Linked DNA regions of Homo sapiens: region 2 is linked to region 1. A link is an interaction called in ENCODE POLR2A ChIA-PET data of the cell type or tissue named here. Cell type or tissue: OCI-LY7. All regions are shown on one strand. Region 1 overlaps STRBP (spermatid perinuclear RNA binding protein). Region 2 overlaps STRBP (spermatid perinuclear RNA binding protein).

Evidence for each region. ChIA-PET counts read pairs that join two places held together with the same protein. Peaks named below come from ENCODE experiments on the same cell type or tissue, not always from the same donor. Only the 100,000 strongest peaks of a DNase experiment are listed, where the experiment ranks them.
Region 2: POLR2A ChIA-PET joins it to region 1 with 5 read pairs; 2 of 35 experiments call an interaction of 5 or more read pairs at or near these places.

The regions. Positions count from the first base shown.
Region 1 is chr9:123,120,615-123,124,614 of GRCh38, forward strand. It overlaps STRBP (spermatid perinuclear RNA binding protein), which reads right to left. Exons shown (of 19, transcript NM_018387.5): 19 at 1,003-4,000. Among named protein-coding and RNA genes, the nearest start is that of MIR600HG, 7.1 kb to the left of the region's middle. In OCI-LY7, no CTCF peak of the experiment used is centred here; no DNase peak of the experiment used is centred here.
Region 2 is chr9:123,185,319-123,189,318 of GRCh38, forward strand. All of the region lies in intron 2 of STRBP (spermatid perinuclear RNA binding protein), which reads right to left. Among named protein-coding and RNA genes, the nearest start is that of MIR600HG, 72 kb to the left of the region's middle. In OCI-LY7, no CTCF peak of the experiment used is centred here; a DNase peak (open chromatin) is centred at 2,023.

The DNA.
Region 1 (4,000 bases):
ATGACTGATTATAAGGGTGAAACTTTCTCATCTGTCATTAAAAAAAATGTGCTCCGTGTTTAAATTAACCACTTTGTCCTTTGTTCTACTATAAAAACTACTTGGAAAGGACCGGAGTATTTGTTATGAATTCATTTCATTACGTTCACTTATTGGACAGAGGTCCATGAACATAAACCAGAGTAGGTTTCAGGCTCTCAAAACTGCCAGGGAAATATTTTAAATGAGTGAATTTCCAAGTGACGCCTATTTTGGTGATGTCAGAGGGCCTACATTATTAAATAGTTTATAATTAAACTAATAACTGAGCTAATATTCTTTTTGCCACAGTTAACTAAGTATCTGGTTCCCAAAGTAGGATATTTGTAATAGGCCCAATTCCAACAACAAGGAGACTGTCAGAATTAAAATGCTTCCACTGGTCACAGCCTCTGTTCACTTGTACCCAGAAGAGGACCTGGTACCTAATAGGCACTGGGCTGTTTCAGCAGGACTGGATCGCACTCAGTACTAGTCAGCTATACCTCATACAACCTTTTATAGATGCCAAAGCCACATTAAATGTACATACAGATTCTGCATGGAAAAAAACAAGAGTTGTTCCAGCAACTTTAAAGTGAGTCATCAAAAGAAACTGCTACTTAGAAACAAATATGAAACATGAAATTCATTTTAATCTACATATATCAAATACAGCCTTAGCACACAACATCTAACACAATTAAATGCATTTATGGGACACACCTAAATGAAGCAAATCTTTATTAAAATGTCTGCCTAACCCTCACATCTTTACATGAACTCCATGATGGTTGAATAAGGTGGGAAATAAATAATCTAGCTACCTAACCTGGAAAAGACAGATGGATTGCTTTAAGTCTATTTGGTCTCTGCAGACTCGATATTCACCACCCGAGTCTTGCTGAAGTTGGTTCTGCAAATAATTAACTTAGCTCAGTCAATTATATACTTTTCCATAGTTACCATAATATTTTGTTTTTGTTTTTTTTTTTTTTCATTTTCTATTGCTTTTTTCTATGGCTTCTTGCTGTTGTTGTATTAGGGCATACAACACAGATCAGAGACTTTCATTTCTCGGAGAAGTTTTTCTCCTTGAGAAATTGGCACTTTGATCCTCAGCTTGTGTAACAGCTTACACATACAGATCCTACCAGCACTATTACCAACCTTGCTGCTTAGGAAATTCCACTGCTTTGGCCAAAAGAGTGCCCTGTCATTAAAATCTTCTTAGATGAACTGTTCCTATCACTGAATTCTTACATTTAAACAGGTATGTGTGTGTAATTTACATACGTGTTATATCCTAAGTTTCTACACACACACACACACACACACACACTTAGTGTAAGTGAAATGTCTGTCTTGAGTAAAAAGCAGTTACAAGGGTATTAAAACAAATGTTGAAAAATAACTATTTTACATTTAGACCATACAATTTTTAAAGGTAATGCGATGACATATGACCTAAGAGATCAAATACATCATATATGATTGTCATATATGCATGTTGTCTTAATTGACTATTTTTCTCTTTAATCAGAAAATAAAAGAGCTTACCTTTGTATACTGAGATCACAGCTTACAGTCACTATATCTCAGCCTATTTTATACAAGTGATATGGCTACGAAGGTCCGAGGAGAACGAGAATAAAGTGAGATAAACGTGCTGAAAACTGCTTAAAAGTATTAACCTGAAATACACAGAGGGTCCAACACCAGTTTTAAAAATACATTAACGAGGTATTCCCAGCTCTTCAATTAATAATGGTGGCTGATTCATGATTTTCAAACATTCACCCAAAATTAAAAAAAAAAAAAAAAAGAAAAGGCCAATACCAGCAAAATCTCTCAGTGGTTTGTTCCCCAGGCTAACAATTTGAGAGAGACTACAAACGACTTCAGAACTATATAAACTCAACTCCTTACTTCACCACCCATGCACTTCATCTAGTCAGCATGAGGTATGTTGGAAATCTACTGGACCAATTACCTTGCACAAGAGATGGGGTACTCCTGCAGCCTGAAGAAACACAAGCTGCAAGCCACATCCCTGGCTAGGGGCCAGTCCCCGTGCAGAGGATATGGCTTCAAGGAGGACCCCTATCTCTGAGAAATTATAGTAACGCTAACTGACGCAGTCAGGAATGTAACTATTTATGTGCTAAAAAGTGTAAAAAACTGTCAGAACATAGCACAGCTCACACGCTAATTTTAAGCTCTACACTGACCTGTAAACTCCCTGACAAGAAACTATGCTAAAAAGGGGTTAAGTACAGATATTGCTAGGTTTCCAAAGGAAAAGTTTTAAAACAGACACCGTGGCTTTGAACAAAGTATTGCTCTTCTTTAAAATGATCAGTCATTGCTTTCAAAAAGAGGGTGTCAGAGTGGAGTGTCTGAAAGCTGGATAGCCTCAGGGTGTCACATTGCTCTTAAGACCAAGACATAGAAATTGCCATTTCAAGCCAGACAACCTGATGGTTCTAGAAGTCAGAGAAGAAATCTTGAGGGCCCAAGTGAATAATAAATGGTGCGACGCTCAGAGGCTGGCAATAGGGGCTGTCAATGAAAAAACCACCTACAGTGGAGAAAAGAGCAGAGAAGCAAAACTTCATGTTAATCTCAGGCAATTTGGTGAAGCCAAGAGCTTCATTTATATTTCTCTGCTCTTTCAGCTGTAAGTGGAATTTTCATTACAAAATGGAAGGGTGGGAAGGGCAACAGGTGGGGGGACACTTAATTCATTACAGAATTTAAACAGTTGAACTTGCATGGTTACCACTTCTAACAAAGGACTGACAGCTCGATTATTTTAAGTAAAGCAGAGAAATGTAAAAGTTTGCAGCAACTGGGCAGGTTTACAACATGGTTAGTAACTTCCAACAAACAACAAAATTAAAAAAAAAAAAAAAAGACTTGGTAGAAACCATTTGAAATGACTGCCATCATGTTGGAAAACAGCACAGCTCCCTTTTCACCATTACAGAGCGCGTGAGTTATGAAGCAGAGTCAGCTACTTCAAAAGAATTTTCTAACGAGAAATATCTAGAGATTCCAACGTGGAATCCAAATTTGATGACCAATTTCAAATAACAATACAGCCGCAGCTGCCAATTAATAGTATTCCAAAGACAATGAGGACTACTGTAAAGATTTAATTAATAAAAACTGGACACTATCAGCCATGCTTTTTCTTCTCAGTGATGGCTCTGTTTCATCCATAGGTCAGCAAAACGCATCAATGAAACATGAAAACTCCCAGCTGAAATGGGCCCTCTTGTTTATGTCTAGCCACTAATGCACAGGATGAGAATGATAAGTTACAGCTATTTCCAGCAAGTGATGAGGTTTTATTAAAGTATCACCCACCACTAATAAAGACAAAAGACCAAGGAGAAGAAACAAACTAATCATTGTGTAATATATATCTGAGAAGTGACACTAACATTTGTTGTACATTGCCCATTTCACCTTTATTTAGTGGTCCCGAAGGAATTTGGTACATACATTTGCCATATTTTGTGAAGCCCATTCTCATGGATGGGCCCTGTCAAGTTCCCAAAAGCAGAACTGAATAGGGAAAATGAAAGCTAATTCATACTAAAAACAGACATTTTTAAGACATGGTGCCTTATAAATATTGACAGGGGACCACACTGCTGCTCCTTCATGGGGGTGAGTACCTTAATGAAACCATTGACCTAGTAACATCATTGGCTTTCCAAACAAGGTGAGAATGCAAGTGGAGGACTTAGGTCTGCACCCTTTACAGAACAGCACAATGTTACCCACTGATCCATTTCCACCAGCATCATCAGGTGTCTTAAAAAGAAATGCTGACCCATGGCTGAAACCTGTCACTTTTCACAGCAGCACTCAACAAGAACTGGGACAATCGAAGAGCAAGTTTTTATGGGGACCCTGTTGCTGCTTTAGATTCTGATGTAATTGAAGAGGAAAGGAGACCCTTCAATGAATC
Region 2 (4,000 bases), 65 kb after region 1:
TGCTTTGGGAGGCCAAGACGGGAGGATTGCTTGAAGCCAGAAGTTCGAGACCAGACTGGGCAACAGAGCGATACCCTATCTCTTTAAAAAAATGATACTATTTAACAGAAGAGATTCTAATAAATGGGACTTACTTTATTATTACTCATATCGCATTAAGGAAGGAATGCATAAGTGCTGCAATTCATGGGATCCTTTTGGACAACCAAAAAACAGGGATCAAAATATGATCCCACAGTAAGAGATATCTCAAAAATGCTCCATCTAAGTAACATAATACTAAATACAATACTAAAATTTTACCTTTCCTATAAATACCTTACTATATAACCAAAGTCTTCAGCATCTCCCATTCCCAACCCTACTCCATTCTAAGGGATTCGGCTAGTCACTATTTAGCTGTGAATCCAGCAGCCAAAAACGATTGCTATGTGTTCAGTCAACAAGTGAAACAAAGTACACAAGCTTTCTTTATATTAGTGAAGCCAGTTCTAGACCATCCTGGCTAACATGGTGAAACTAACAATACAAATTAACAATACAAAAACTAAAAATGCAAAAAAATTAGCCGGGCATGGTGGCGGGTGCCTGTAGTCCCAGCTACTCGGGAGGCTGAGGCAGGAGAATGGCGTGAACCCGGGAGGCAGAGCTTGCAGTCAGCCAAGATCACGCCACTACACTCCAGCCTGGGCGAAAAAGCAAGACTCCGTCTCAAAAAAAAAAAAAAAAAAATGTGGAGCCAGCCAGGCATGGTGGCTCGCGCCTGTAATCCCAGCACTTTGGAAGGCTGAGGCCAGGAGGATCACTTGAGCCTAGGAGTTTAAGACCAGCCTGGGCAACACAGTGAGACCCCATCTCTACCAAAAAAATTAACAACAAATTAGGTGGGCATAGTGGCACATGCCTGTAGTCCCAGCTGCTCAGGAGGCTGAGGTGGAATGATCACTTGAGCCCAGTAGGGTGGGGCTGCAGTGAGCCATGAACACACCACTGCCCTCCAGCCTGAGCAACAGAGCAAGACCCTGGTCTCAAAATAATTGAATAGATTGAAGGCAGAAAAGGAAGAACAATGCTATGAAATAGCTTCAGATGTAGTGGAAAAATCATGGATCACCAATATGAAAAGTACAGCACTCCACAGTCATTTAGCATGGGGGGTAACTACCCTACCATCAAGAACCTCTGGGAACTTCAGAGTATGATAGCATAGTGCAATAACTCATGAAAAAAAAACTGTATCTCTATTCACTGTATATTCACTGTATGTTCTATTGGTGCTATAAAACAAACTTAAAAATCATCTGACCAACTCTACCCTCATTTTAAAAATGAAACAGAATCAGCAAACAAGGGACAAGACATGGTCTGAAACCTAAATTACAGACCAATGCTTTTTCCCCAATATTTATCAATCTGATTGAGAAAAAAGCCAAATTTATAATATGTCTGATTTACTCTAAACTGAAATGGAGAAACTACAATAGCTTTTAAGAGTTTTTCTTTTTTTAAAAAAAAAAAAAAAAAAGGTCAACCTAGTGGATAAAATTCTGGTCTTAAAATTTTTTTAAAAACTAACTTTGCTAGTTAATAGCTATATGACCTTAGAAGTTATGTGACTCAAAGAGTCACTTAATTTCCTTGGGTCTCTGTTTCCTTTCTTAATAAAATGAGAAATAATTCCACTACTAATTAGTAGATAACATGTATGTAGCTCAGACTTTGTACTCACTGTTCCTAAGACTTTTCATATATTAACTCAAGCCTCCCAACAATCTCAATTACTGTCTCCAATTAACACATAAGGAAACTAAAGCATAAACAGATAACACAACCTAAGTAAGACCATAAAGTAAACAGTAGAGCCAAGATTCATATCTAGACAATCCTCTTTAATACTGTTTTGGCTCTAAAGGACTTACATTTCCTATAGAGGACAAACTTCAGCTATTTAAAAAAAAAAAAAAAAAGTCTATGTGACCATAGAACACACAGGCTTTGGAGTCAAGTACCAGCTTTGTCACTTCCCTTATCTGAGCCAGAGTTTTCTCACCCATGAAATGGGCTGACTAGTATCTACTCCAAACTAAATGGACAGGTTATATAAAAATACCTAATAATATCTTACAAATAGTATACACCCAATAAATGGTTTCGGGAAAAAAACACACCTCAAATTTCCTAATGTCAAATAGAAACATTTTGTTTATACATCAGATGTATGTAAATTTCTCTGAAAAACTAAGCCTAGAAAAATATTAACTATGCACTCCTTAGAACAGCTTACGCAGAAGGTGGCATTATATATAAAGGAATGTGTGTCACTTTTTAATTGAGCACTTTTTTCAATTAATGGACATTATTTTCTAGAGCAGCTTTAGGTTTATAGAAAAGTTGAGTGGAAAGTGGAAAGAACTCCCATATACCTCTTCTCCCCACCACCCACCACACACCACCCACCACCCACCACACATAGTTTCTCCTATTCTTGACATATTACCTTAGTGTGGTACATTTGTTACCACTGATAAACCAATGTTGATACATTATTATTAACTAAAGTTCATAGTTTACATTAGGGTTCACTCTTTGCATTGTACATTCTATGGATTTTTACAAATGACATGCATTCACCATTACAGTATCATACAAAATAGTTTTAGTTTAACACCCCTGAAAATCCCCTATGCTCCACCTATTTGACCTTCCCACCTTCCCCACCCCCAAGCCCTTAGTAACCACTAAGTTTTTTCAGTCTATAATTTTGCCTTTTCAAGAATGTCATATAGTTGGAATAATATATCATATGTAGCCTTTTGAGACTAGCTTCTTTCACTTAGCAATATGCATTTAAGGTTTCTCCATCTTTTCATGGATTGATAGCTCATTTCTTTTTATTGCTGAATAATATTCTGTTGTATGGATATACCACAATTTATCCATTCAACTACTGAAGGACATCTTGATTGATTCCAAATTTTGGCAATTATGAATAAATTCCCAAAAACTTATTTTCAAAGTTTTTGGGTAAATCTCAAGACTAGGCCAGGTGCGGTGGCTCACGTCTGTTAATCCCAGCAGTCTGGGAGCCCGAGGCAGGCGGATCACAAGGTCAGAAGATCGAGACCATCCTGGCTAACACGGTGAAACCTTGTCTCCACTAAAAAATACAAAAAATTGGCCAGGCATGGTGGTGGGCGCCTGTAGTCCCAGCTACTCGGGAGGCTGAGGCAGGAGAATGGCGTGAACCCAGGAGGCGAAGCTTGCAGTGAGCTGAGATCATGCAACTGCACTCCAGCCTGAGTGACAGAGTGAGACTCCATCTCAAAAATAAAAATAAAAATCTCAAAACCAACAAACAACTATGCTATCTATATTCAAACTATGAAACTTAAATATTTAGGGATTTTTTTTCCTGAAATGCAATAGAGAGAATATAAAAATACTTTCTTTAAAAATCCCAAGTAATGTTTTGCAAACAGTTTGTTATGGAATCCAGTAAATTTACTCTCAAAACAGTAACTGACTAGGAAACCTTCAATTTTGTTAATACTAATATAAGCCACCTAAAACAAGCTATGTAAAAATAAACAGGCTTTATTTCATTATGAAAGAACCACCGCACATCTACAATATTAAATATGGGCAAGAAAAAATTAGAAAAAGACACCTCACTGCCTCTCCCAGAAGATCACATTAAGATAAACTATGTGAGATTCAATAGCAAAGACTTGGAACCAACCTGAATGTCCAACAATGATAGACTGGATTAAGAAAATGTGGCACATATACACCATGGAATACTATGCAGCCATAAAAAATGATGAGCTCATGTCCTTTGCAGGGACATGGATGAAGCTGGAAACCATCATTCTCAGCAAACTATCGCAAGGACAGAAAACCAAACACCGCATGTTCTCACTCATAGGTGGGAATTGAACAATGAGAACACATGGACACAGGAAGGGGAACATCACATACCAGGGCCTGTTGTGGGGTGGGG